6 separate regions of the Mus musculus genome follow, and regions 2, 3, 4, 5 and 6 are each linked to region 1. Evidence: chromatin loops called from intact Hi-C (ENCODE). Cell type or tissue: left cerebral cortex. All regions are shown on one strand. Links, peaks and the distances in the headings refer to the core of each region. The heading gives the core; the rest is flanking DNA.

The links. Hi-C counts contacts between places; a loop is a spot of excess contacts. Peaks named below come from ENCODE experiments on the same cell type or tissue, not always from the same donor. Only the 100,000 strongest peaks of a DNase experiment are listed, where the experiment ranks them.
Region 2: a loop joins it to region 1, with 3 times the contacts of the local background. A loop is called at or near these places in 15 of 42 quality-filtered maps.
Region 3: a loop joins it to region 1, with 4 times the contacts of the local background. A loop is called at or near these places in 17 of 42 quality-filtered maps.
Region 4: a loop joins it to region 1, with 2.4 times the contacts of the local background. A loop is called at or near these places in 6 of 42 quality-filtered maps.
Region 5: a loop joins it to region 1, with 3 times the contacts of the local background. A loop is called at or near these places in 3 of 42 quality-filtered maps.
Region 6: a loop joins it to region 1, with 6 times the contacts of the local background. A loop is called at or near these places in 3 of 42 quality-filtered maps.

What each region holds. Positions count from the first base shown.
Region 1 is chr1:189,225,161-189,230,123 of GRCm38, forward strand. The region is part of intron 6 of Kcnk2 (potassium channel, subfamily K, member 2); the gene reads right to left. Among named protein-coding and RNA genes, the nearest start is that of A430027H14Rik, 120 kb to the right of the region's middle. In left cerebral cortex, for the core only: a CTCF peak has its summit at 2,557 (motif pointing left); DNase peaks (open chromatin) are centred at 3,302 and 3,764; H3K4me3 peaks cover 461 bases; H3K27ac peaks cover 868 bases.
Region 2 is chr1:189,025,700-189,030,662 of GRCm38, forward strand. No RefSeq gene overlaps it. Among named protein-coding and RNA genes, the nearest start is that of Gm36561, 6.6 kb to the right of the region's middle. In left cerebral cortex, for the core only: CTCF peaks have their summits at 1,422 and 2,734 (motif pointing right); DNase peaks (open chromatin) are centred at 1,464, 1,668, 2,785, 2,956 and 1 more place; H3K27ac peaks cover 254 bases.
Region 3 is chr1:189,037,898-189,042,860 of GRCm38, forward strand. Gm36561 (a long non-coding RNA gene) reads left to right here. Exons shown (of 3, transcript XR_373831.3): 3 at 524-947. Among named protein-coding and RNA genes, the nearest start is that of Gm36561, 5.6 kb to the left of the region's middle. In left cerebral cortex, for the core only: a CTCF peak has its summit at 2,025 (motif pointing right); a DNase peak (open chromatin) is centred at 1,635; H3K27ac peaks cover 677 bases.
Region 4 is chr1:189,047,871-189,052,833 of GRCm38, forward strand. No RefSeq gene overlaps it. Among named protein-coding and RNA genes, the nearest start is that of Gm36561, 16 kb to the left of the region's middle. In left cerebral cortex, for the core only: no CTCF peak of the experiment used is centred there; DNase peaks (open chromatin) are centred at 692, 1,039 and 2,003; H3K27ac peaks cover 741 bases.
Region 5 is chr1:189,627,781-189,632,743 of GRCm38, forward strand. No RefSeq gene overlaps it. Among named protein-coding and RNA genes, the nearest start is that of Gm30088, 11 kb to the left of the region's middle. In left cerebral cortex, for the core only: CTCF peaks have their summits at 827 (motif pointing left) and 2,820 (motif pointing left); a DNase peak (open chromatin) is centred at 820.
Region 6 is chr1:189,338,795-189,343,757 of GRCm38, forward strand. It overlaps Kcnk2 (potassium channel, subfamily K, member 2), which reads right to left and starts at 4,559. Exons shown (of 7, transcript NM_001159850.1): 1 at 4,249-4,559; 2 at 991-1,301. The coding sequence starts at 4,294. A430027H14Rik (RIKEN cDNA A430027H14 gene) reads left to right here and starts at 4,257. Exons shown (of 3, transcript NR_165462.1): 1 at 4,257-4,546. In left cerebral cortex, for the core only: no CTCF peak of the experiment used is centred there; DNase peaks (open chromatin) are centred at 2,760, 3,847 and 4,006; H3K4me3 peaks cover 1,658 bases; H3K27ac peaks cover 1,387 bases.

The sequences.
Region 1 (4,963 bases), core at 356-4,355:
AGCATGGGAAACAGAATTCTAAGTAGCATTCTTGTCCTGGTGATTGGGCAGGCTTGACCATGCCCACCCTATGATCCAACACAGTGGCTCTCCAGGGGCAGAATACTTAAATATCAAGTATGTATTTTTCATTTTTTATACTCTACTCTGTGATGGCAAATGATTTTGCTAGATGATATATGGAAGATATTTTTCAAGGAAAAAAAAGACCACCTTTACTCTCTTGAGAGTCATGAGAAACACGGGCTGCTGTTCATTTTTAATATGTGTGCATGGAAAGAGACTATTTTTAAATGCATGGTTGGAAAGGGACTATTATGTCCCAATAAACAGGATGAACTTATGAAATCATCCTTAGAATACTTAGAAGAAGAGTTTTAGACTAAAAATCTCTCAAAGGAAGGTTTTCAATAAATTTGAACAAAACCAACTCTAAAAGCCACAGCATGACATCGATGGACACAGGTATTTTCCAGTCCTGTTTGCACAGTTAGTGCAAATACACTAAAAACTCAGCGTGATGTTAGGAGATGAAATCAAAGGTGCTCTTTCTTCAGTAGAATCTATGTATCTATGGAAGTCTCTGCTTTCTCACATGACAGGCATTAAGTTAAGAATCTAAATAAACAGCCATATACATACACATACTTATACAGCCATATATGTATACATATACACAGACATATACAGCCATATATGTATACACATACACACATATATATACATATACAGCCACATATAGCCTAATGAGGACTTGGCATAGTACTGCCAGACCTAAATCCAAAAATTAACAAAACATATGGATCACACTGCTCTTATTACCAATTTTTTTTTACCAAGAACAACAAAGTTTCTGTATAATGAGAAAGTACCATTAAAATATGTAAAAAAAAAAAACTAGCTCACCACCATTCTTAACATTTATTTCAAGAATAACAAAGTTTCTGTGTTATGAAAAAGTACCATTTAGTTATGTAAAACCTAGCTCATGACCATCTTTTAATATTTATTTTATTTGCATGTATTTTTAAATATCTTTCCTTTTAGGACAGGGATACAGTGATATGCTTATTAATATGCAGATAAATGTGTAGAGGCAAACGGCCAATCCTCTTTTTACCGGTAACATTTCACAGTAAAACCCTGGAAATTACCGGGGAAGAGAAGTGGATTTATGCGAGTTACAGAGCAAAGCCGGCTAATGTTGCAGGATGCTGGAGCGATGGATCAGATGGACTGCAGTGGTGCTGGGGCTCAGGGACCTAAGTGACGGTATGGGGACACGGTGTGAGACAGGAACTTCGATGTGCTGTGGTCATGGCATCAGGAGAATCTGTGACATAGGAGCTAAGGGGGTGAGGAAAAATGGAGGATTTGTCATGAGCGACCAGGTGGATGTTAGGTGGTGTTTCTCAAGCGTTGGAACATCACTGGGTGCTAAGAGAGCAAGACACTGGGTCTCATGGGAGTGCTGCTAAGCTGAGGTGAGGGTGACTGCTTCATCTGTAGTACGTTCCCCTCAGTGGGAATGACTGGAGAAGTACACAACCTCCCCGGGATCCCTCAGCATCCCCTGCATTGTGACCATTGCTTGGGTCGGCACTCCCTTGGATGCTGACATCCTGGGCTAAATCTCTCACAACCCTATCATGTCTCCTTACCATGCTACCTGACACTATGACTACCCTGTTACTTTCTTAGTCACACGGTCGCTTGTGCAGCCATCCCTTCATCCTCCTAACATCCCATACAATTTCCCCTCGGTGTATGATATTCTAATGAGGCACTGTATCTCAGCTCCTGGGATTATTATAGCAACAAGAAGTAACTCATACATCCCCCAATGTCTGGAACCAAAGGTAGGCAGTATCGGGATTGTTTTACATCTGAAAGCCGTCATGTCAGGTGGAGGCTGTGTTCACCATTCATCAGCATGTTGGAAACTGCCCCAGGCAAAGTAGATATGGGTTTTGTTTGTTTTTATCATTGCTGGTTTTGTTTTTGTTCTTGTTTGGTTTGGTTTTCTCTATAGAAGTCACAGGAAAAGTAATTTCTGCTTTCCCAGCTAAACTAGTCTCTGATCAAGCAAGTTACCAGGATAGTGCAGATGCCAACTGCAGAGGCACAGCTGGGACACCTAAGAGTGTGAAAAGCAGGATAGGGTGTGGGGGAGGCGGATGGGGTGCAGGGTGAGGGGTGAGGGGAGAGGGGACTCCACCTACTCTGTGGCTCTCTTGCTGCTGCTTGCAGATGCTAATGCAGTCATCTGCAGTTCTAACTGCACAGTGGCACGCTGAGGAAAGTGGCACGCTGAGGAAAGTGGCACGCTGAGGAAAATGTCCGTACGACCCAGGAAGAAGCACCTTTCCAACTTCTTTTCCAAGGGAGAAATTGCTTCAGGAAATTTCTCTTAAAAGTAAACTTTCCAGGGACTGACGATGGCCCACAGGCTCAGAGCACTGACTGCTCTTTCAGAGGACCCAGGTTCCATTCCCAGAACCCATGGAGAGGCTGAGAGGCAGTCATTCCAGGGGGTCTGGTGCCCTCTTTTGGCCTCTGTAGGCACTGTACACATATAGTACACAGCTATATACAGGGGAAAAAAAACCCTAAGTACTGTAAACAAACAAATAAGGTACACATGCTATTAATACATAGACATAAAGTTAACTCTAGTCATTAAACAGTTGTGATTATATTGTTTAGAATTGTCTTTGTACATGGATGATTTGTGTTTGTACCTTGTACGTTGTTTTTACTACTATCAGGCATATGAATTTAATATAGCTTATGCTTATTATATAGAGTAATATGTAACCTATGTACTATAAGATACAAAACAGTATTAAATATAATTCTATGTTAATGAGACATGCATTATTAAGCAATTATGTACAACTTACTTTATATTATTACACGTAGTGATTTTACATATATAATCTATATTATATTATGCCATATATGTTTATATTTAATATAAATATTATTGTATATTGTGGTTATGTCCTGAGGCACTGACCCAGAGATGTCCTGTCACGATCTTGAATTGGGATGGCGGTCCCTCACACTTTTGTCTTTTTATAAACAAGTAGAAGGCTTTCGAGACAATCGGGAATACAAATGAATAGTAAAAGTGGATATGCACTTTCCAAAACCAGCAATGTCTCCAACCCTGTTTTAATGAGGGAAGTCAGCAGAGAGGGTCTAATAAGGCAGAGTGTTCCTGTACACTGTGCAAGCGCTCCCAGCTGCCGTTCACAGCCAAATATAGCACCAGGGAGACTAGTCCTCAGAAATACTGCCTGCTGCCGAGACCACTCTGTCTGACAAGAGTGGGGCTGTATTCTCATTACCTTGCTGGAGACATGGGAAGAGAAGACAGAGGATAACAGAAGAGGCCATGGGTGAGGGGCGTGCAGGAAGGACCAGCATCCCACCATCCTTGAGTGGGAGTGCACACACCTGAGCCAGGTGTACAGCACTGATTCCACGTCCCAGCTGCTCCTCTGCGCGCTTGAGCACTCAGAGAACAGTGACCTTGATTGTAAGCAGAAACAAAAAAGCAAGAGAGCTCTGAAGCTGTGTCTCCCAATATCTGCAAGGCAGCTGGGCCGACAATCAAGGGCCGTAGCTTGCCCTTGGAGACCAGAGCTGTCCGCAGCCGCCGCCCACACACACTGTATGAAAAGGAAGGATTCTGTCAAGGCAGAAAGGGAGGAGGAGCCCCCGCCCACACTGCCAGGCTCAGCAGACATTTGGTGTTCACACCGTCACGCTACATCTCAGACAACACAACTTGACCTGCTTTTGTGCCCAATGTTGCACAGAGCTGTGTAGCAAGAAGTCTCTGTTATACCTCACTATGGTTATTTTAAGAAGCCTGTGTTGCCGAGAGTGCTTAGGGAGCAAGGAACGCTCTGGAAAGTTAAGGAAAGCAAGAGGGGGCAACATCACACCCACCTCTCTCTCCAGGACTTTGTGGGCACTGTCTCTCCAAGACTGTGAAGACACCATTTCTACTCATCCTAGATTGATGAGAATAAACCCAGCGTCATTCTCTCCTGCAATACACCGCTGCTTAGAGTGGGTGGATTTGATGGGCATTTTACCTGTGTCTGAGTCTGAGATATTCAGGGCTTTAAATAGAGCTCTGGGATGCTTGAGTTACTCCCAAGTTCCTCCTGCGCTAAACCGTTATCTTTTCTGTCAGATGCGTCTGAAAGATGCACGTGTAATTTGCATAACAGAAAACAAAAACTTCCAGAGAGAGAGAACAGAAGAGGGGATTGGAGTCCACATCCCTGTAGACCCCAATCAAACCCCATCAAACTAATAGTTTCTCCAGGAGGCCCCCCCACAGGCATGTGATTGTTTTGTGGTATAGACATAACTGAGCCCTTCAGTAGACACAAGACTACAACGCTATTCATAGGTAACACGTGGTGACAACCAGAACACACTCGAGACAGGTCAAAGGCAAAGGATATAGACACATAAACCCAAACCCAACCCTCTTCTGCCTCCTTACGCCATGTCTAGTCAGAAACAAATGAACTGCAGGAAAAACATAAGTAAACGCAGCCTAGTATTTATAGATAATTATTAATCTGAGACATTATATCCTGGGCCCCTGACACTAAGGTCATTGAAGGTTCCATCTCATCCCAGTCACAATAACTATAACCCAGAAAACAAATGGCATCAAATGCTGGCTGCCAAGCATGGGACGGAAGGAGTCCTTCCACACTGACTGTAGGTGTGGACGTTGCTACAGCTCCTCTGGAAGTCAGGGTAGACATTTCTTTAAAAGCTAAAAACAGGACTATCATACAACCCACTCTTGATCAAACACCCTATGGATATGGTAATACTCCCACAGCAATGTGTACCTGCTACTGCCTTCACAATAGCTGGGAAATGGAGTCAGCCCAGACATCCATCAACTGATTGAATGGATAATAAA
Region 2 (4,963 bases), core at 498-4,497, 200 kb before region 1:
GAGCCTGTCTGCTCAGTGCTGGGGGAGGGCACATGCATCCTAGGAAAGCAAAGTTGTCCAATATATACAATTCAGTAAATAAATCAGAAATCACAGGATCATGCCTATAGTTGTAGAAAAAGCATTTGAGAAAGTTCAACATACCTCGATGATCGAAGACTCAAATAAACTGGGATTATATGGAATTTACCTCCACATAATAAAGGCTAAATATGACAAACCTACAGCCAAGATTATATGATGTGAGAAAAACAGAAAGCATTTTACATAACATCTGGAACGATGACCCAACACCACCTGCCCTGCTCGTACTCTATTTAGCACTCCGTCTTCAAGAAAATAAGGCAAGAAAAATATAAAAATTAGAAAGGAAGCAGTCTCAATACCACTATTTGCTGACATCATGAGTGCTTATTTAAAGACTACACAGATCCCATCAGAAAAATGTAAATCTAATAAAGACTTTCCATGAAGTTGCAGGACACAAAATCAACAGACAAATTATTGCCTCTCTATGCACCTGTGCCTACTTCTTGAGTTTGCCTTTTAACACATCTCTCTTTTCCCAGTGGAATAAAATTCAGAATACATTTTACGCTGGAGAATAAAAATATAACATTATGTTATTTACACTGCAATGATATGATGTATGCTTTTGAAAGTCAAATTGCTATTGTCTAAAAATGACATGTCATGGTTGAAAAGAGCCAGTTTCTTTCCTAGTAATGAGATATTTTGAAGACACATAGAAGAAAAATGGAAATTAAATACAGATATAACAGATCCAAGAAGTGAGTGGCCTGCCCAACATATCACACAGAATCACTTTCCAATTTCTAAAACTTTCTTAGCCTGGACCTTGAATTTTGCCGAGATCCCCTTTCTCAGTGGTACCCACTGGGTCATTCACTCATTGTCCCTTGCTCTCAGAACAGACCCAGCTGCCTCCGACGATCTCTGCATTTCCTGAGGGTGCCGTTACACTGTCAAATGACTGGTTACATTTGTCTGCCTCCCAAACTTGTGGATCACAGGAAGTAGGCCTGCAACCTGACATCGTGGCTGTCACAGGGAGGCAAAGATTAAGCTTGCTCAAATACATGTAAGAACCAGTACCTAACAGACCATAACATTGCTTGACCCACAAGTCATCCAAAAGAAACTATCGTCTTCGTCTTCATGCTTTCCGCTGCTCTCTGGTGGCCTCCACACTTACTTGCACAGACATGGGGTGATGGTGTGTCTCAGTAGTAGAGCATTTACCTAGTATGTGTGAGCTGCTGGCCTCATCATGGAAAAGGAGAAGGAGCGATGGTGGTAAGAGCCAGAGGACCCGGATGTTTCCTGGGAGGGTCTTTTATCTGTGAATCAACATTTATGATTATGAATCACTTTCTAGAACCACACCGTGGCGCTCTTCCCTCACTCAAGAGTTTAAATGTCAAGCTCTCTCAGTAAGGGCAGTGCTGGGATAGAGGTAAGGGCCATGCTGGGCTAGAGGAGTTCGCCGTGTTTTCTTACACAGCAGCTCATTCATTTACAGTTGCGTAAACAGGACCATAATAGTTATCAATAGCCACAAAGAGAATTATCCCCTTGGCAATGTTAACACCGGATTCAGAAAACAGCAGCCCTGACTTTATTCCTGGGAGAATGTGAACAGTCAAATGTTTGAGCAAAGAGACTTGGGAATGAAAACACCAGCTCAGGAAGCTTCTGGAAAGATACACACCATCCTCCACCGTCTCGGGAATGCCAGCCAACCAGCGGGCTTGGTTTCCCAAGGTAGACTCCCCTATTCTAGACATCAGAGGAAACAGGGAGACACAGGCTAGGAACGGAACTTCAGGGAGACACAGGCTAGGAACGGAACTTCAGGGAGACACAGGCTAGGAACGGAACCCAACACACAATATTTACCAAGGACCTATTATATGCTAACGGCTGGAATCGATTTCATTCAAATGCAAGACAGACAAGTCTCTGGAGCTGGTCACAGCAGTTCAATCCTGTCACACCCCTTCCAGTGAATCATCTTGAAGAGTGTCATGTAAGGTGAACAGTCTCTGTGACTGGAGAGATGGCTCAGTGGCTAAGAGTGCTTGCTGTTCTTGCAAAGCAAGACAAAACCAAAACAAATCAAAACTACCCTCTCCCCCACCACCACCAAAAAAAAAAAAAAAAAAAAAGTTTAGTTCCTAGCACCTAGTTTAGGTGGCTCACACTGCCTGTAACTCTCCAAATATTAGCTGATATAGTCCTCATAGCAACACCGGGAGATGTACATATCCTGTTGTTCCTCTCACCTGAGAAAGGAAGAAACTCACACATTGAAACATAACATCTTCAATATAGCTAAGTTAGGAGTCTGAACCCAGGAACAGTTCCTGACCCTTCACTCCTTCTTGAGTATAAGCGTAACTCAAACTACACTCACACATTTGTTATAGGCAATATCTACTTATTCCACAATCTCTGACCTGGCTGTCAGTTTCAAGTGCAACTTTTAGGGTCTTATGTTTGCGCCACAGTTAAACGCTATCCCTAGATAGATTAGTGTTTAATTCCTTACTCAGCATAGTGACTTTCTGAGCAGGGTATGATGTGAGAGCTAAGTCCAGAGTTTCTCCATCTCATCACTATTGGTGGTGCCTAAATAACTTTTGGGAAGACTGTCCTGAGTATTCTAGAATGTTGTTTTGGTTTGGATTTTTTTAGGCACTTTGACCTCCAGTCAGTAGGTGGCGGCACAGATCCATAGTTGTGACACTAGACTGTCTTCAGCCCTTCCACAGGTAGAATTATCAGGACAGAACCTGGGTTAGAGGTCTATGGGTACTAAGTTTCATTGCTGGTTAATTGATGGAGGGTTTCTTACACACAACATCTATGGATCTAACTTTGCAATGAGTAGGTAGAGAAGGGCTTATATAATCAACACATGTGTGTCTTGGTATAGATTTCACCAGGGAAGAAGGGGCAGAGGGGAATCATGAATCATGCAGGCAGATGGGGGGAATAAATAGAAGGCATTGCTAACACTTCTCCGCTGGACTTATGCAATATGTGAGTTCATGAATTTTTCATTAATATTGGAGTTCCAAAAAAAGGGTTTCATGGAACTTTGACATCTAAGCTGGACACTGTGACGAAAGGAGACAACTATCAAAGGTCAACATTCTTGCCAGCAGGAAAAGCCGATTCCTGCTCACTTAATTCTGTGCCCCCTCAAAGAACCCCAAATGCATCAGCAGGCATGCATTCCTAAGACGAGGAGGGAACAGATGCAGAGATGAGTGTACAGACACACAGACGAGTGTATGCTGGTAAACCCACTGATGCAGTTCCTTTTGGGGGAGCAGTATAGTTGAGAACTCTCAGGCTACTCTCTCAATTTTAGGCTTCTCTTTCTCATATATTCAAACAGCCTAAGGCAAGGGTAGAGAGTAAGATATAATTAGAGGTGATATTATTGTGGACTTCCCGAATGGGAAGCTATCGCCATGTTAGCAGTTAAAATCGGAACCTCTGGAGGATGGAGAAAGTCACCTGTCCCGAATAAATGCCATTATCTGTCATGATATTTATTTATTTATAGATCTACTATTTCCTGACATCCTCTTGTTTGGTTTTGATATCTTCTTATATGCTTGAAATAGTTTTAATTTGGAAGCATTAAATACATTTACTTCTATAGTCTCTCTCTGATCATTCCAGTGGCTGGGTTTTGGACTAGTTCTGTGAATGGGATTTCCACAGGATCTGGTTCTCAGTGATTGTACCTCCCATGCTTAGAGAGTTTGTGAATGGCGAGTTGATCTATGGGCGCTTGTAAAATCTGAGCAAGCTGAGACAATGTGACCAAATCCACTGTGGACTGCCCTTTGGATTGGCAGGGTTGGAGGCTATACTGTGATATCAGGTCCACGTGAGCACCAGCTGTTCATTCACGGCCCTTGGATTACTTTCTCCTCCTCCGTCTCATCTTAACACCAGCAAGTCACCTTCTTCCACTGTGCACGGGGTACTTTCTGAGAATGCCAGGTTCTCACAGGAGTCTCGCTTTGATTTCTAGCAAGTCAGGCCTGCCAGTGTGGACAGCTATTTAGCTGCAGGATCTCTGTAGCTAGGGGTGAGCATACTCGGGATAAAAAGCAGGGTTCCTTTTGTCTCTGTAATAAGGAACTGTTTTCTTTCTTCCCCCCAGCCCACTAGTCACAATACTCTGTATGGAGCCACTTTCGAAATGTGCTCCAAAGTTGTCTCCTAAGTAGCCAGGCAGGCCCTGGACACCCACAATTTACTTTATATGTATCTGTTCCCTGTATTTTCCTAATTGATGAGGAAGCCCATGAGAACAAGGCCCATTCTTGTATCTTAACACATAGCACCTGTGCAATGCACACACTGTGCAATGAGCACATTACTCAATGGCTGAACCCTGTATCCTACGTCTTCCTCTCTCTTGTCTCTCTGATTAAGAAGGTCACATGCTTAGTATATTTTCTTTGCTCATTACTTACTTAAAAATTCCTTTGTTTCTTTGAAGTTTGGTCAGAAGTAGGTAGGCTGGTCTCAAACTCACTACAAAGAGGATGGGCTTGAACTCCTGAATCTCCTGCGTCTGTTTCTTGGGGGCCGGGACAGAAGGTGTGCCTCCCTTGTTACCATCAGTTGATGTCACTCCTTCCTAGGAGCATTATTTGGAAGTAAACTGGTCTTTGCTGTTGTGGTAATAGATGACTCTAAATGTGCATCCTTCTTGTCCTTTATGTGGCATTCTGTAGTAAGAATGGAATTTATCCTTTATCCTCTCCACATCACAGGCTCGCTCGCTCGTGCGCGCGCGCACGCGCACACACACACACACACACACACACACACACACACATAGACACACACATATACACATATATACACACAGACACACATATAAACATACATAAATACATACACACACATA
Region 3 (4,963 bases), core at 311-4,310, 190 kb before region 1:
AAGAAAAAAGTCCCTCCGGACAATTTAAACAGAGAGGGAATGCATTGAGGAGATGTTGACCCATGACTCGGAAGTTCAAGATGAGGAAGTCAGGTGGGCAGTGTGCTCTGAATCTGTGGGAGTGGTTACTGCGTCTGTGTTACTGGACACAGCATGATAAAGCTTTCATTGCAGTGACAACTACATCACTGTTTCCATGGAAACCAGATGTTGATGCTGGTGTTATTGGTCTTGCTGCTTCTGATCTGAGTCTGAACTTATGCATCTGATTGGCTACCCAAGGTCACATGACTATCATACGCTACATTCCATTCTCATAGGAGATTGGAGAACACATATTTTGCTTCTCAGGGTTACAGAAGGAAACATAAGAGAACTGAACAACATGGGGCAGACTTATTTAATATGTGTATATCTGAGTTAGATACTAAACGTTATGCTGCTTGTACTGGCTGGTCGTCTTAGTCCTTCCTTTCTTCGTTTAAATTAGCAACATTATTGTCTTCTTAATTTCCTTATTTAGGAATAATATAGTTTCGTGTGATGGAAATTTCTCAAGACACGGGAGATGGTTCTACATTTAACATGAACAAAAGGGCTCATGTTTACAGTACTCCCTTCCCACAGTCTCCATATTGTCAAGCACAGATGCTGTGTCTAAATAAAGGGCTGATGCTGTGATGGTTTATATATGCTCGCCCCAGGGAGTGGCACTGTTAGAAGCTGTGGCCCTGTTGGAATAGGTGTATCACTGTGGGCTTTAAGACCCTCATCCTAGCTGCCTGGAAGTCAGTATTCTGCTAGCTGCCTTCAGATGAAGATGTATGTAGAACTCTCAGCTCTTCCTACACCATGCCTGCCTGGATGCTGCCATGTTCCTGCCTTGATGATAATGGACTGAACCTCTGAACCTGTAAACCAGCCCCAATTAAATGTTGTCCTTATAAGAGTTGCCTTGGTCATAGTGTCTTTTCACAGCAGTAAAATCCTAACTAAGATGGATGGTATCTAAAATGTACTCAGTTTATTAACCATTTCCCACGCAGTGCTTGGCTAAGGTCCTCAGCTGTATGGAGGATTTGAGGCACAATATAAATACCTTATTTATTGCAGTGGTATGTTGGGAGCCCTGCTTTTGCTTCTAATATTGACTCCAATTTTTATTTCTAGGACAATAAAAGGTGGAGATCTCATCCCTAATCCTAAGGACGTTTTGTTCTTGTTACTCGTTTCATCTGTATAGGAACACACTATTTATGAGACACAATGCTAGCAAGCCAAGAAATTTGTTATTAAAGCCCAGGTCCTGCTTTACTTTCTATTGATGTGATATAAAGAATGACCAAAAGCAGCTTGGGGGACAAAGGGTTTCTTTCAGTGGACAGTGAAGTCCATCACAAAGTGACGCCAGGACAGGAACCTGGAGGCAGGAACTGAAGCAGAGGCAATGGAGGCACACCGATTACTGGCTTGTTCCTCATGCCTTGCTCAGTCTCCTTTCTTACACAACCCAGAAACACCTACCTACTCAGATGGCACCACCCACAGTGTGCTGGGATCTCACACATCTACCATTCATCAAGAGAATACCCAAAGACCTGCCCACAGGCCAGTCTGATAGAGGCAAAATCGGAACTGTGGTTCCCTCCTCCCTGCTGACTCTAGCTCATGTTGAGCTGACACATACCGCCACAGCCCACTCTACTCAGCTGCTCCGTGGGCCACACTTGTCACGCCACTCTCTAAGAATACTTAAGGAAATCTTTTTGGCATCTTCTAGCTGCTTAGAACAGAATTTACTTCATATGGTGCTTCAGGTTTAAAGCATGAATGATGAGTTTACCCAAGTCAGGGAGAAAAAAAGCAAGTGACAAACTTTCATCTGGCTTATGAGAATCCCTTACTCTTCCAGTGTATATGTCATACATATGCCATTTTAAACAGTTAAGAATAACAATGTAAAGAAATGATTTAAAAAAAAAATACCACATGCAGTGTCTACAGAGGCCAGAAGAGGTCATTGGAGCCCATGAAACTGGAGTTACAGGTGGTTGTGAGTCACCCCGCTGGTGCTGACAACTGAACCCAGGTCATCTGCAAGAGCAGCCAGTGCTCATAGCCACTGAACCATCTTTCCAGCCACATTTAAAAAATATTTTAAGTAAAGTATCACCACAATCATTTAGTGTTTCTGTGCTGAATTGGCATGATAGAGAACTTTATCAGCATTGATTCAGTCCACAATCTTTGTTGGAAGAAATAACCACTTGATAAACAGTTCAAGGGCAAGTCTATAGAAAAGGGGCCCTTAAAAACTGGCTTTTCAAAGTATAGTGTTTTTATTATTAGAGAATTTCATACATGCATAAGCTATATTTTGAAACTATCACACATGGCTTCTATAATGCTGGATTGTGTTCTAGGCAAGCAGCTTACCAATTTAGCTACACTCCCAGGCCTCATAGTTAAAAAAAAAAAAAGAAATTCTAAATCTTGGTATGATTATACATACCCATAACCTTAACACTTGGAATGTAGAGACAAGGGATACAAAGTCAAGGATACCATTGACTGTATATTTAAGGCTAGCCTGATCTACAAGAGACCCTGTCTCAAAACAAAAAATCCAAAGCACCCATGACCTAGACAATTTGTGGGTTTTAACCATTTAAGGGCTCCATACTATCAATGCCTTTCCATAAAATAGATAAATAGCTTAAATTTTCATATGCTACATTTTATAAAATTATTATTGCTCCTTCCCCCTTTCATTATTTCTTGGGATAGTTTTGCTATATAGCCCAGGCTGATCTCTAACTTGTACTCTGCCTGCCTCTACCTACCAAATGCTAGGATTCTGGGCACGGTCCTCCATACAAATAGCACATAACACTTTCTAGGACTGATGACATAGCTTGGTGGTAGAAATGTGCAGAGTTTGCTAAAGACCCTGGGTTCCACCTGATTCGCTGAAGGTGTTTTAAAATTATGAAGTAAATTCACTCTTAGAGGACATTTAAATGACATTAAAATAGACTTTTTACACCCCGGGGTGATTTTTCAACTATTCTATTACTGATAGACGATTATGATTGCCTCCATATTTCTGTGAATACAAACGATTACCATAGCAGACATTTTTTGTGTGCATAGCTTAGAATACGTAAAGAGCTTGAGAGGTGTGTGTTAATGTTCTAATACAGTTGGAGCATGCCTTGAATATTTTATGCTCATTCATTCGTCTCTTGGATGTTTTGGTTCTGTTCTAAATCTTGCTAGTGTCTGTGTTTCTGTCTATAGTAGCAAGGCATAAATATTTCCCCCCCCCTCTGTCTTTCATCACAGAACAGGAGATGAGATTTAGAATCACGGTGTGCGTATTTGTAGCATTTACTACCCAGAGATGGACACGTGCATGCAAAACACTTCCTTCTCCTCCAACCTGGGGGAGAAAACACCATAAATGACAGGAAAGCGCCTCAGAGGTGCTTTTAGAGGAACAGGATACAGTCCCGGGTAAGAGGAAGTCGATCGTCCTCCCTGAGCTGAGAAGGACTCCCTCATATGTCCTTCCCCTGCCTCCAGTCCCGCCTTTGCCTTTTGTTCCTCACACACTCGTTCCTCATACACCGGTAAACTACAGCTTCCTGTGCTCCAGGTCTTGGCACAAGACCATGATTCAGATGCCGCCTTGACCGGCTTATGGACTGGTCTTCATAAAAGGTTCCTTCTGGTTATCTTCATTCTCTGTTCCTCTCACCATTGGCTGGAGCTCAAGGCTGGAGCTCACTCAACTCCTCGTCAGCTCCTTGCCACGCTCAGCCTGGCTATTCCTCCTGATTTTTTTTTTTTATACCGTTGTTTCACTTTTCAAAGGGAAAAAAATACACCTTTTTTTTTTTCAAGTGAAAATCCTTACTACTCCAGCCCCCACTGCCACTCTCAGATTATCTCAATCTGACCAATGTGAGATTGTTCTGTCTAATCCTAGTAACATGTGTGAGGTAGAAAAAAACCACTCATCTCATTTTCTGTAAGAAGAAGTTAAGGTACAGAGACAGTAAGTGACTTGTCTCCAATTACACAGGATATGAGTTCGAATCTGGAACCTAGTTTAGATAATCTGCCTAAATAGTCTTGTCTGATTTGTAGGCGATGCTACGGCTCATCCACCCGGCTCTGTCTTCTCTCTCGGCTATACTTGTCTAGCTAGATCTCTTTCAGTTAAAAGTAACAGAAGAAAATCAAATCAAACTGCATAAGGACAGAGAAAAGAAATTAAATGATTCATGAACCCTAAGACTTGCCCAGGACAGGGTAGGTGCCAGTTATAGCTTAATTTGGGAGCTCAAATGGGCCTAGGACAGGGCAGGTGTCAATCACAGCTTAATTTGGGATTTAGGCAGTTCCATGAGAAACCTGACTTACTCAAAAAGCCACCTGTCACACACAGACTTTATTCTCAGACTGTGTGTGCACGATGGCCCAAAGATTGGAGTGGTTCAAGTTCAGTTGCAAGAAGAGGGTTTGTTTTCAGAAAGCTCTCATTAAAGTTTTCTTAGTCACCGTTTTGGTATCAGCTTTGGGCAGAATGACAGAAAGATGAGTTCCCGAAGGAAGTTTAGCGTTGTTAGAAGAAGGCCAGTGGTGGCTCCTGTCAACAGTTGTCCCTGTGTTTCAACTCTAACTCCGGCTTCCTGGTTACACAGCCATACTTCCCTCAACAGTGTGAGACTCTGACAGAACCCTTGGTTTTTCTTGGATCCTCCACATTTGTGCTAGTTTAACTGTTGTCATGGGCGACTCGGCTGAATAGTTCTACGCCAACCTGACACAAAAGTCTTCTGAGACGAGAGTGCCTCAAAGGAGAAAAATGCATCCACACGATCATGTAGCAGGCAGGGCATTTTCTTAATAGTGATTGATGGGAGAGGGCCCAGTCCTTGTGGGTGGTGTCATCCCT
Region 4 (4,963 bases), core at 295-4,294, 180 kb before region 1:
TTCATCCAAAGGAAGCCAGGCACAGACTGGCTCCCATGTGGCTAAGAGGAAGTCTTCACAGTCCACCCCCACAGTGACATAATTCCTCCAACAAGGCCACACCTATCCAACAAGACCACACCTCCCAATAGTGCCATGCCCTGGGCCAAGCACATTCAAACCAGCACAAATAATACCCTCTTCTCTCCTTAATCCACCTTTATCATAGCACTGACAAAAGTAATACACTAGGCTTCAACACATTCTGGGCAGGGAGCCCATGAGCTTTCAGGCTCCACACTTGACCACCACGATGGCGAGTGTACAGAAATTCTGTATCCATCCTGATGTTGCAGTCTAAAGAAGCACAAGTGGACAGTAATCAGAGAGTATCAACAACAGGGAACAAGATTCATCTGTTCTTGGAACAGGATGTAACACAGCTCCCTCGGGTGAAGCATTGCTACTCATCTTAGGCTAGGCAGCAAAGAAATAAGGAGAAAAAGTCTACAGTACGAAAGCCCAGAGTTATCATTTACTGCACAGATTGGGTTTTGCCTTGCTTCAGAAAAGAGAAATAAAATGTCCAAATGCAAGACAGCTTGCGGGGCACCAGGATTAATCCTGCAAGCTTAGACAGTTTGTACCACAGTGAAATGAGCAGGCATCTCAGAAGTTGTGCCCACTGATACCCTCTGCTTGGGAAGGGGTCCAGATGGCTCTTTGTTCTACTTTAAAAAGCACCCAGGGAAGGAAACTCTACTGTTGTCTCCATCTTGGTGCTGTGTGCCAAGCTCTTCAAATTTTTACAACCAGGAAAGTTCTGTTTAGATACACATAGTTCTTCCTCCTCTTTTTTCTTAAAAAGCAATTTCATATACATTATCTCTAACATTGGGGAGATAAAGAAAGCTGAAATTTTTAGTCAAAGTACATACTGGAAATGTATAATAACTCCAGCTACTTTTAGAATTCATGAGATTGCAGTCTCTCTTTCATAACTCTTTTTTGCATTTTGGAAAAAAATATTCATTCTGACACTTTCTTCAGTCCTTTGCTTCTTTTTGGCAAAACACCCAGAGGGCTTTGGTTAAGCATTCAAAAAGCTTATTGATTGTCTGTGTACAAGTATTTTTGCCTATATATACACGTCTATGTGTCATATGCGTGCAGGCATGCAGACACCAGAAGAGGGTGTCGAATCCCCTGGAACTGGATTTTCAGACAGCTGTGAGCCATCATGTGGGTGCTGGGAATAGAACAGGGGTCCTCTGGAAAAGCAACCAGTACTCATAGCCACTAAGCCATCTCTCCAGGCCCTGCTTAGGTGTTTAGCAAGCATTTTAACTCATCAATTTCAATGTTTTAATTTATGTATGTCTTCTCTGTGTGTGTGTATGTGTATGCATGTGGCATGACATGCCTTTGCTGTGGCACCTGTTGGGAGGTCAGAGACCAGCCTGAATGCGCCAGTTCTTTTCCACTATCAATGGTCAGACACACTTGGTGTCAAGTGACCATCAAGCCACCTCACCAGCCTCCGTTTTGTGAATCGAATACCATTACCCACTGTACAATCGGTGTGCAGATCATCTTATACTGTCTTATGTTTCATGGGAATACATTCACCAACAAAGTATCATAATCCCAGGGAAGAACTCAAATTCATGAGCGGCCACACAGAAAAGCTCTGGCTCGAAAGGTCAGGAACCTTTTGGTGGTTTTAAAAATGATTTTTCGTCCTCATTTTTCTAACAATGTTCTACAAATCCTAAAATATGCTTCAAAAGTATGTAAACCCTAGGCACACACAGCTTGTTCGTGCCCATGTCTGAAGAGCTGGCTTATGCATAAAAAACACGAAATTAGGGAAGCCAGTTATTAAAGAAAACGATAGAAAGAAAGGAAAGTTCAGCACGTTTCCTATATCTGTATTTTCTTGAAAACAGAACACTAGGGCTGGAGAGATGACTCAGTGGCTGGGAGAGCTTACTGCTCTTAAACAAGACTCAGGGTTGATTGATTCCCCGCCCCTACATGCCAGGCTAACAACTGCCTGCAACTGCAGCTCCATGGATCTGCTCTCCGCTTGTTCCTGTGTTCCAGTGATGTACACTAAGTCTCAGAAGCAAATAGATGCAAATAAAATAATTAACGAGCAAGTCTTTTTAAAACTAACAAAGTCAATTCATATAGAGTCTTTACTGGTAAATGCTAGTCCACATTTTCCAGGATCTCTAGACATCCAATACAGAATCATGGGCATTTTAGTTAAGGTTATTTTAGAGAACCAATTTCTCACCTTTAGTTCCTTGTCCATTTTCTCTAATTCCAATAATACTGAATACATTGTATCTCTAACATAGTTCGTAGGCTAATGTACACTAATCTGCTCTTAGTGGTTTATGTTAGTGGAGAATAATAAATATCACAGCAAAGGCCACATGGAGTAGGAACAATGAACAGCCCACTGTTGTCAGCCACCATGATTTATTTCTTATTGTGAAACACTACTGGGGAAATCTGTCAACCAGTTTGAAGGTCAACTATAAAAGTGTCAATAAATATGAAACCCAGACCTCATGCCGGAAAACAGCAGAGAATCATCAAAACGCCATTCATTTCCTTAGCAGTGATAATGAGGCACTTACAGGGGCTTAATAGTCTCACCTGGCTCTCCTGTACACCTTCAAGTTCAAGGATAAGACTTTTTCTCTCTGTGGGAATAATAAAGCTTTGTAATAACTTTAGCCTTCAGACTACATAATAGGATTAAAAGGATATGAAACGTGTCTGGTTTAACAGTGTGCACCGAGTCTGTACCATGAATAGAGACCTCTTGCATGAGGCTGGAAGCATTTGCTTAAGTCAGAAGAAGAAGAAAAAAAAAAAAAAAAGAAAGGGAAGAAGCAGCCAGAAGATGGGAGCTTGTCCTGAAGTTCAACAGCCTGAGGGGTAGGGAAAATTCTAACTGAGTGGTCTCCGGGGCCCAGATCTCCTGTCTGTCTGTCTGTCTCTCTCTTTTTGATTCTGGTTTGTTTCAATTCCAACTTCAAAGGCATCTCCACTTCCTGACTGTCTGCCATCACCCCCTCTGTCTTAGCCTTTGTAGAAGACCAGAACCATGACCAGACACTCAAAGATAACATGGTGCTACATTAAAAACACTCATCAAAGACAGCACACACAGCTCCTAACACGAGTGATTCAATGTGATTTCGGTTTCAGACTTTTATAAGGCTTCTCACATTTGAAAAAAAATGTAGATGAGGATTACTGCCTTTAGGCCTTGTCTCCCAAATTTTAGGTTTTGAAATATCTCTCTTTCAACAAAAATATTTAAGATTTACTTGTTTTTATTTTACAAGCATGACTGGCCTACATGTTTGTACATGAACTACATGTGTATAGTGTCTGCAAAGGCCAAAAGAGGGCATCAGATCTCCTGGAACCAGAGTTGAAGATGGTTGTGCGAATTGCCAAGTAGGTGCTGGGAACCCAAACTGGATTTTCTGCCAGAAAAGCTAGTGGTCTTACCCGTGGGGCCATTTCCCCAGACCTCATCTTTTAAATAAAAGTGATTTGTCAAGAATACAACTATAATTGGTTAATTTTTTGTGTGTGACCATAACATGTTTTATACAATCATACCATAGGAAAGTTTTCTAAGTGCCACTCACTAGTCACTAGGGATTATAATGTGATTGGGCACAGGAAACTGTGAAGTATCCATGGTTACGAACCATTCCATCCTCTCCATGGCAGTTCCCGATATGTGGATTGCTGTGGGGGGCTGTTCTGGTGGACTCGCTGAAGAGACAGGAGGAGTAAGAAGGAACAATCCTATTCTATGTTGGAACAAGGTTTCCACTTACGAAGAGCTCGTAGGCTTCCTGCTGGCTCCTGCCAGGTCAGTGCAATCTATACTTCTTTTACAGAAAGACTGTCCCTTCAATGCCACAGTAGGAAGCAAGGCTTCAAGGACAGCTGTTCTGTGACTACGTGCAAACTCAGGTTGACATAAAGGCAGAGTTTTGGGGTCTAATATTAGGGCTGAAAAGTTCGTGGAGGCCATTTGGTCCTGGTTGCTGGACAGCAACGGGCTCGCTGAGGGTCGTGACTCACCACCTTACAGCCCCATTCCAAGACCAGATGGGAAACAGGAGCCCTGCAGCCAGCACATGTCCATATAACATGAAACCCACATCCAATGTATTTGAACCAACACCACTGCCATTAATCCCTCAACTTTCCCTCACCCGTTCATTCAGCAAACATCTCTTTCATACCTGCCGTTCACCTATCAAGAAGTAGCTAGTTGTCTGGAAGACATTTTGAACCCTGGATCCATAGGATTTATATTTCACTCATATTGTTAGATTTCCTTCTGGTATGAATTTCATGTTTGGAAAATAATTAACTGTTGGAACACACCACCCTTGCCAAGCTGTGAACTGTAAAAGCAAGAGTGATGTCATCATTCTGTAGGGCTCCCGGATGAAGCCAGGGAACCATCTGCTCTGCCTAATATGCCATGTCACACGTGTTAGCCATCCTCCCGTCGGAGGGGAGCATGCCAAGATGGGTGACATGATGGCTGAAGGCTGCTGAGAGGATTAAGTGGTGGGGACTGCAAAGGGTGCCCAGCTGCTAAAGTATTTGCTTTGCAAGCTCAACAGCCCAGGTTCAAAACCTAGAACCCATGTTTCAAACCAAATGCCAGGCATGGTGGTGTGTGCTTGTAAACCCAGCCCTGGGGATGTCCCCGGGACATGCTGGATAGTCAGGCTGGTTCAATCAGTGAGACCCGGCCTCAGAAAAGGTATATAGCACCTGAGAAACAACAGCTAAAGTTGCCTCCTGCCTCCACACACATGCATGCACATATTTACCTACACACACACACACACACACACACACACATACACACACACACACACACACACACACACACACACACACACACTGAATTGCTCTTAACACT
Region 5 (4,963 bases), core at 374-4,373, 400 kb after region 1:
TTGTCTCCTAGCAACCACTAGTAGACTGGTTTCCTGTCTCTCAAGTTTTCTCTGACAAACACTCATTAATGTATGATTTTTTAAAAATGTATAGTGGTATTGAAAAAAAAAAAAAAACAGCCTGTACAATGAAAGATTAAATTGGTATTTGAGACACAACTACGTTAGCATCACAGGCGACCCAGTCTCTAATTTGCCTAAAATGGAAGTGGGAGTGGATAATCCTGCACTCAAGAGAAGCTTGGTGTTTTGTTAGTTTGTTTTTCTTGGTGGAGAGTCAAAGCCATGCTCCGGATCAACAAGAAGTAAGTTAGCCTGGTCAGGAACCGATGAGTCATGGGTTCAGGCCAGGAGACGGGGAAAATGAAAGAGAGCCGGGTGGAAAGGAACAGAGAACCAGGGTCAGCCTGACAGCTGAGACGTCTCCCTGCTGATACAGGAGCCAGCTCCAGAGTTCGTACCCTTCACACCAAGAGACTAAACTTGAGTCTCTCGGAAAAGGGAAAATGGGGGTCACAGAAAAAGACCAGCTTCCTTTGTAATCGCCCTCCCTCTGCTTGGCTTTATTTCATGGGAGTGTTTGACCTCCCTGACATTTGGGGGGGGGGGGTGTCTCATGATCACATGTGCATTTAAACTCCATCAAGGAACCGTAAGCCTTTGTAGCAGTGAGGGTTATGTTTGTCTTGAGTCTCCCAGGCCCATCACCAACCTCAGTCAAGATTGATTATCATCAATTAACAACAAGTACTCTACAAGTCTCTGCTGTAAGCAGTAAAGACACATGGCAGCTCACAAGCAGCTGTAAATCCAGGGATCTGGTGCCCTCTTCTGGCCTCTGTGGGCACTGCACACATGTGGCACACAGACATATATTCAGGAAAAATTACTATACACAGAGAATAAAATAAATAAACCTTTAAGAACTCCCTGGCTTAATCATTTTAATTTTTATTTTTTGGATGGCCTAGGAACCTGTTGAAGTGGAAAAGATTTTGCTAGTTTTGTTTTTTGTTGTTTTGGGGGGAGAGGGGTGGGGAGGGGTGGGAGTTGTTCTGGCTTTGTTTTGAGGTAAGGTCTCTAATCCGGCCTGGTCAGCATGTGACTTGCTATGCAGACCAGGCTGGCCTTAACTTGTGGCCGTCCGTCTTCTTGCTTCTTGCTTCTGCCTCCTAAGCTACAGTCACAGGCATAATAAACTGCACGCCTACTTAAAGTGGGCAGTTTGATATGAAGCTAGAGAACAAAGATAATGCAAAGCGTGCATCCTTTTCAGACTTTAACACGGCAATAAGCAGAGCAGAGGATGATGGGAAGCCTGGCAAACAGCCATTCCCACAGGGCTCTGTGGTAAATACCTTTAATCCACGGCCAGGTCATGTAAGGTGGATTCCCGATAGCTCCACTACAGATGAAACTAATGCTTAAAGCTACGGTGAATCCTTGATCAGCATTTTCTTATTCTTTTTTTTTAAAGATTTATTTATTTACTTTATGTAAGTATACTGTAGCTGTCTTCAGACACCCCAGAAGAGGACATCAGACCTCATTACAGATGGTTTTGAGCCACCATGTGGTTGCTGGGATTTGAACTCAGGACCTTCAGAAGAGCAGTCAGCACTCTTAACCACTGAGCCGTCTCTCCAACCCCCCATTTTCTTATTCTTTTTATTCCCCTTTTAAAATTTTTTATTACCCCCCATTTTAAATTTTTTTATTACTATTATACTGACTTTAAAAACCCAGTAGTTTGGGCCTACATGATGGACAGAGACAAAGGGTTCTAGCCACTTAAAGACTCCTCTGACCACTTTAAACACTCCCAGGCTCAACCATGTTTTATGTTTTTGGAGAGTAGTGAGCACACAAGCGCACATGCATTTTAAAATCATTTTTAAAATGCCGTGTCTTTCCAGTGACCAGTGCAAATTCGTCCCCGGCCTTTGTTTGTCAACAGTGTGTGGCCTTCTAACACTTCAGTTAAATTTCCCTCTAAAACTCAGCTTTTCTGTCAGTTGTTTAACAGTTTCCAAAGCAAGACAGCAGGGCTTCCCTTACTGTTACTTAAATAATATGAAGGTCTTATTTGGACATATTAGCCCTGTGATTTCAATCTGGTTCTTTGATCATTGACAAGTTTGGTAAACATCAATTATCAATTATTAATTAATACTAATAATTCAAGCAGAATGTCCATGGAAAGGGAGAGATCATGTGTTATGACAGATTATACCTACGGAATTTTATTTGACATTAAAGTCCAGGTTCCATGCTAGGGCTTGGCTCTGAATTTGCGAACCAAGAAGAGTCTGTTGCCAGTTGGTTGCTCTGCAGGAAAGAGCTGGCTGTGAGGAGTCTGGCTCCACTGATGGACTGATCTAATAATCCTTCATAAACTGATGGGCCACTGTGACAACGAGGAAGAAGCCAGCAGAGGAGAGTGAGGTCCTCTGTCATGTGCCAGGGAGGCAGAGTTCCGACCTCTTTCCCCCTGCTGGCTGGCCTCCATGCGGCAAGCAGTGGTGTCCAACATACAGCCTGCTGTCACTTAAACTCAAGCGCAAAGCATTGGCACCGGTAAACAATAGATTAAAACTTCTGAGACCATGAACCAAAATCCATGCCTTCTCCACTAAGTTATCTCCTCAGGTGTTTTATCACAGTAACAAAAAGCTGTTCAACACATTTCTGGGGCTGGAGAGATGGCTCAGCGGTTAAGAGCACTGACTGTTCTTCCAGAGGTCCTGATTTGAATTCCCAGAAACCACATGGTGGTTCACAATCATCTGAAATGGGAGCTGATGCCCTCTTCTGGTGTGTCTGAGGACAGCTACAGTGTAGTCACGTGTATATAATAAATCTTAAAAAAAAAAAAAAAGGACGCATTGGCACACTTGAGAGCAGCAAGATGAGAAGCCTTGAAGTACAGAGATTAAGTCAGCATGGGCTTGGACTTCAGAGAAAGCCTGTGGACAGAATCCGAGAGGCTCTGTAATCCACGGACCCACGGACGTCACATGTGATCTTGTTGTCAGCCATCAACAACACAGTTCCTCCACTGACTTCATTCCATGCTGTCTCTGCTAAGGCAGGGTAGTGAGGAGCCATTTTCCTAGAACTTGAGACCTCATTCTCTTGATATGGCCCAAACATGTCATTCCCTCAGTGCCATGAGTGTTCATATCTAGGGGTGGGAAGCAAGGCAAGGGATTGCTCACACTGGCTGCCCACTCGATGTTTGAGGAGGTGACTAGGATCTAGCTTTTAGATGAGATAGATAGTGTGTGGTATAGAGAAAACCATCTTTCCTTCAGGATCTCCATTTTGTCAGTCTCACAGTGATAAAGACAACATAAATAATAAACAATACAGTATTTAGGGGAAATCACAATGGGTGGAGTGATAAATTACATTAAAGATTTAAACTAAGAGGCATTAAAAACTAAATATTTAACGTTTTTTAATTACATGTATTTGAGGGGGACACAGGCATGTACCCATGGAAGTCATGTGACAACTTCTATGAGTCGGTTCTCTCTTTCCACCCTGTGGGCCCCAGAGATGAAGCTCAGGCCAAGCCTGGCCCCTTTAGATGCTGAGCCCTCTCAGCAGCACAGTAATTACGCACTTTCTTTGTGGAGTCTTCTGAGGAACTGAGTTCATGCATAGCCTAAAATTAAGTTGTAGGCACGTTCCCTGTACCCAGCAGGCAGAGCTGCTTAGAGAGACTTGAGGGCTTCAAAGAGCTGCGAGCAGTGTTGGCTTTCAAGGCGTTCTCTTATTCTGAGGAGGCTAAAGTCAAAGAGACGGTAGAGATGGTAGGTGCTGACTAAGAAATCTCTGAAAACAGCCTGTGCTCTTTATCAGCAACTCTGTGAGTGAAGCAAAAGATTTTGCTCTTGGAAATTGGTTTTATAAATAGTTTTAGGGTAGAATGAGCTGGGGGAAGGAAAAGAGATCACAACTGCCTAGAGGTCTAGCTCCATAGACCTGATGCCCTCTTCTGACCTCAAAGAATGCTGCACACATGTGAATGCACACTCGTGCACACACATACAGACAGAGAGAGAGAGAGAGAGAGAGAGAGAGAGAGAGTTTTATAGGCTTGTCCCGCAGTCAGACCTGGTGTTCTCTCTGGAAACACCTCATTTGCAAGTCCCAGTTGGTTTTTACAGGATGGTCATTATAAACAAATACTGCAAGAGAAAGACTGCCATAATTGACTTATGTTAATTATCCAGGGGTCCACATTCCCTGAGTTAATTGATGCCAAGCATCTGAATAAAAGCCGTCTGCTCTGACAAGGAGAGTGGAAGCAACAGGTGGACGGGGACTCTCCATCTCTGCCATGGCAACCACGCTGTTCTCTCAAGGGGGGGGTGGGTGGGTGATTTTTTAAAGTGGCTAATTTTGGCTTAATCTCCTCACTGACTATGATGCACTCTGCATTTGGGAAATCAGAGCGAAACACTTCCAAACCCACATGTTCTCTTCTTGAGAGTTTATGGCCAACTCAAAGGAGAAAATCGTCTAATTTCACTTCATGCGCTAGAAGAAGAATTAGGTTGCAACTTTGGGCTTCTGGTTTTCAAAACAACAGACTGGTAGGTGTAATTTTCGGTCAGACTTCTCAGGGAGAGCTTGCTTTGAATTCTGGAAAGAGCAGCCGCACTCTGAAGACAGACTACACGCAAGCTCAAGCACACCTGCTGTTTCCATATGGTCGGAGCCTGTGTGGGCATCTCAAGTTGAACATCCAACCTCCGATGTTTCTCTCTCTTCCCAGAGTTGTGTTTTAGAATGAAATGTTCTTCACCCACCCCACCCACTTCTCTTTCGCTCTGTGCGTCCCAGGCAACTGACTGCCAGGTCACTCTACCACATAGGGCTATACACAACAATCCAAGCACGACCTCCAACTGGCCTGAGTCTAAAAAGATGACCATTATTTCCGGCAGATGCT
Region 6 (4,963 bases), core at 341-4,340, 110 kb after region 1:
TACCAGCTGTCAGTTATGTGTGTGACTGGGAATAAGAGGGGTAGTCATCACAAGATGAAACTAGAGTAAAGGTCTTACAAAACAAGTGATTAAATACAATAATAAATCTCTAAATCTATTATCCCAACTCATTCAAATGATTAAAAAAAACCCAAACACAAAGCAGGAAAAAGAATATTCAGATGTCTTGCAGATCATTTTCAATCCAATTTGAATTAAACCAAGAAAGAAAAAGGAAGCTGTCTAGGAAAGGGAATGTCTACACATGAAGAATTTTTTTTTTTTCAACAACCAACAAATCCCCTTGTAGGAGAATTTAAAGGTTTTTCTTGTCACCTAAGACTCCTGTTTTATGCCAAGGAAACCTACAACCAAAATATGGCCACATTGAAGAAGGCTAACTCAGATCTAAATCATTTGGGGTTAATACTTAAAACCTCTTCTACCATAAGGGTGGTGTTCACCTATTTTAAAATTAAAACTGGGGGTGTGCTTTCTCTTCAAAAGCTTGGTTTTTCTGTAGAGTAGCAAGCTGATCTTAGTTGGATTCAAAGAAGAAAGAACCACTCAATGAAGCTAACCTCTAAGGAGGAATTGGGTGACAATTTGTTCACAATGTAGGTGGTTCATTCCACGAGTGTCACTCTACAACTCTGTCTTCCTAAGCGGCAGTAGCGATGGGCATGGCCTCTGATAAGAGGCCCTGCTGCTTTCTCAGACCAATGCACTCTACTTCTCCATGGGCAACGGCCTCCCCATCATTAGCGCCTACAGCAGCGTAAGCCCCCGTCAGTTCTAAGACAAGGAAAAGAAGAAGAGCAAAGAAGTCTAAAAGACCAGGAAGGGGGAGATGGGAAAGAAATGGGAGGGGGCATGGTAGGAGGGAGGCGATGGAGGAGATGAAGACCTCTGCAAAGGAGGTCCACCCTGGTGCCCTAGTCTGCTCTTGCCCTTAAGGACAAACGGAGCCCATTTCACTGGGGCCATTACCTGGATGAGTTCGTCCAGCTCGGTGGAGTTGACGCAGGCATGCTGGGCTATGAAGGTCTGCTTCTGGATCACAATGGTGGTCCTCTGGGAAATCTCCTGAGGCTGCTCCAATGCCTTGAACACCGTGGCTCCGATGATCAGGTAGAGGACGACCACCAGGAAAATCGTGGAGACTGTCTTCCATTTCATAACATTAATGGCCGAGTCACTCTCCACCCGGGAAGCAAGCACGGTGGGTTTTGAGGAGAATGAGAGCCTCGGTTTGGAGTTCTGAGCAGCAGACTTGGGATCCAGCAAGTCAGGGGCCGCCACTGACAATGACAGAGAATTTGGGTTAGGCCGGAGGAGTCTGGAGGCAAGGGGCTAGCTGCTTCTTTAAGGAGGGGTCAACCAGGGCTGGCTGAACTTGGAGATTTTCCTAGTGGGAGCTGAAGAACTTCACCCAGCAGCTTTCTCTGGTCACTTGCAGAACCATACCCGCGCGCGCGCGTGTGTGTGTGTGTGTGTGTGTGTGTGTGTGTGTGTGAGAGTGAGTGTATATATATGCTCTAGAAAGGGGGCAGGGCTTCTGTTCTCTGCTGCCACTGGAGTGTCAGGTGGATGGAAAAAAACAGAGACCAAGAAGTCAAAAACTAAACAAATAAAAGAAGGCCCGAGGGGCTGCTCATTAATTTCTAGATTTGTTTCTGCCCATGATATGTGTTGATGAAGATGCCCTGAGATCCCAAGGGCTGATGATGGTACAGATCTTTGCTCCTGAGAACAGCTCATGGCTTGCTTCTGTACATCAGACCTTTCCACGGTAAACAACCAGAGTAAAAAATGTTTGCTACTTATTGGGTTTTCAAATTTCTTAACAGAGAAGGGATTGCAGTCGCTGCAGCTCAAGATATCCTGCATATTTCCTGGTGGGAACAAACCACTCTATTCATACCTGGCACCCATCTTCCAAAGTGGGCACATTATGAAACACGGTTCTGCCATCTCTAATATGCTTGAAACACAAAAGGAACTGCTAACTCTTGAGTCACCACAGCCAAGACACAGCAAAGCCCCCCACTTCACCAGCAAAAGCAAGAAGAAAGCAAGCCGGTGGGCTGGCTTACATCTTAGTAGACCTTCCATGCTCTGCATAAGGCTAATTGCTCCATTAGAGCTCCCAGATACTGTGAGGTGACTCTAAGCCCATCTATTATTTATCCCAGCTCTTCAAAATCATCATTAATGGCTTTCATTTTAGAAAATACAAAAGCTATTCGATGGCCACTTGTGGAGGGGGGAGATAAGCCAGTCATCACAAAATATTTGATCGGAGAGGCAACAGCAAACAATCATGGGTTATACAGGATGGTTGGAACTTGGGGATAAACACCTAGAGGAGTCATCCATTTAAAGCCCATCACTTACATATAAAAAAAAATACGCCAAATTACCACCATGTGTGTAATATAGGTTTCATAAAAACATAATCTAAAATTTGCTTTTCCATAAGCATATTACACATCCCCATGGAACTGCACCCTGCAGCTCCAGAAATTACTCAAGGGTAAGACACTCATAAAGAGCATGAATTTGCACACAGCTGTCTAGCCTGCCCTCTTGCCTAGCACTGTGTGCTGCCAGTGTGAGTTCCTAAGGTTCTCCAGTTCCCCATCAGAAAGACACTTTTCCAAACAGCTAGTTGATGAGCTACAGGACGAGAGTTGTCCAAAGGAGGCAGATGAAGGGACCTCCTCAAGCAGCCAAGATCGAGGGAAGTCCTCACTTAGAGATGATGAAATCAGAGCAGGCGTGAGGAATCAGCCCCCACCTAGCCCAGCAGCAGTGCTCTGCATAGAGACTCCAGGGTCAGCTGCAGCAGCAACTTCCTAAGTGAGGCTCAGCCCACCACCTACCAGCGTGACTGACTCCCTTTCTGCCAATTCACCTGTTCTGATTACAGCCACAGAGAACAAGGCACTTTTGCTGTATTGACAAGGGCAAGGACACTTGAAATAAGCACTCAGCCAGATGTTGGCTGTTTGGATTTTTAAGAGCTGTTAGAAGTGCTTACAGCAGTTAAAAATCACCATCACCTGTAGCCTCATGAGGACTCAGATTCTGACTAAAATAAAATAAAATTGAGCCCCCCAAAACACCAAAAGACCCCCCAAAAACAAACCATCACAGCAAAGAAGCCCCACAGCACCTCTCTAAGCAAAGGTCCCCCACTCCCCAGAGGTACTGATTTTCAGAAAGCTTTTTCATAGAGAGAATTAGAAACCACCACCAATGTTACCCAGCCCAGCCTGAAATTCCTCCAAGATACTGTCATGATGCACTTGGTGGGGGGAGAGAGGGCAGATATGGTAATGTATTTTATTCTTTTATTTTCTCTCTCTCTCTCTCTCTCCCTCCCTCCCTCCCTCCCTCCCTCCCTCCCTCCCTCCTCCCTCCCTCCCCATTCTCTTTCTGTGTGTGAGAGACCATAGTGTGTGTGTGTATATGTATGACCACAGTGTGTGACCAAAGTATGTGTGTGTGTTGGGCTGATAAATTTCTTGAAGGAGTTTAATTCTTTTAAGCTATGTCCTTATATTTAATTAGCAGAAACAGATAATGCACAATTGGCAGACTTAATGGATAGAATCTGGTGGCATACAGAATAAATATTTTAAAAACAAAACACCCCCCCCCCCACCCCGCGCGCGCGCCTTTCCTGAACCCTATCTAATCTAGATACTGGATTCCCAGCCTCTACTGTTCGGTGAGAGGCGAGGCAGGTCTTTCCACACACCCTTCACACCATCACTATCGCTCCCCTCCCCCATGGTCCTCCTCTTTAAGCTCCTGGTCTCTGGTCCTCATCCATAATCGGTTCTCCCGCCCGCCAGCCACCAGTACCCCCAAAACAGCAGCAGAAACAAGCTTTTAATTGTTTGCCCCAGCACTACTGCGTGTCCCCCATGCAATGGGCAACAAGTGTGATCAGGGCCACCGTGCAACCTGCTTGAGGGCTACTCTCTAGGGCTGACCCTCCTCTCTGGAAACTGTCTTAAGCTGCGCCAAACCAACACCCGAGGGAGGCAAACGCAAAAACCCCAGGCACCAGCGGAAAAGCGCAAGACGGAGCCAGGAATGTATGCGTGCTGGGGTTGAGGTCACCAAGCCCGAATCACATCCAACCCACAGAATGGAGAGGAAGATGAGAAGCTAGGGGACCTGCGTTGCCCTCCCGGGAGAGCGTGCGCGGGCCAGGATGGATGCCCAGGGTCTCACCTCCTGCAGTATAGCCGGGTCTCTCCCGCGAGGCGCTGGCAAGCATGAGGCATGCAGCATTCAAAATGTTTGTTTGTTTGTTTGTTTTAACACAGACTTGGTGCTTTTTTCTTTTCTTTCTCTCTCTCTCTCTGTTTTCTTTTCTTTTCTCTTTCTTTCCTTCTTTCCTTCTTTCTTTCTTTCTTTCTTTCCTCTTTTCTTTTTCTTTCTTTCTTTTTTTTTTCTTTTTTGTTTTTACCAACACGCCATTGTACTCACTCCTTATTCCAAGACGGGCTGCGCGCTCCGAGCTGCACGGGTAGGCATTTTCCCCGGCTTTGTTTTACAAGGTGGGGAGAGCGGGGCTGGAGGCGGGAGGGGTATAGAGGGGGGAGCGTGAGAAGAAACGAAATCGCCGGAAGGAGAGGACACCAGCGGTGGCAGGCTGGGCAGAGGGCGAGGCCGAGGCCAAGTTGGGATCGGACGACGACGCCCCCGCGCGCGATGGGTCACCCCGATTGCGTGGCCGCCTGGGGTCCCGCGCGGGCCCTGGGTGCGCTCGGCCCTTGGCTCCGTGCGCTCGGCCGGCGGCTGGGCTCTGCCCCGGGGCTCAGCGAGGGGGTGATCACTGCAGCCCGTGCGGCCGAGCACCCGGGTGTCTTTGTGCCGCGGCCCTGTGCAGCCCCTCTCCGCATGTCTTTGTGAGGCGCCCCGCCTGGCTCGAGCCCCGCCGGGC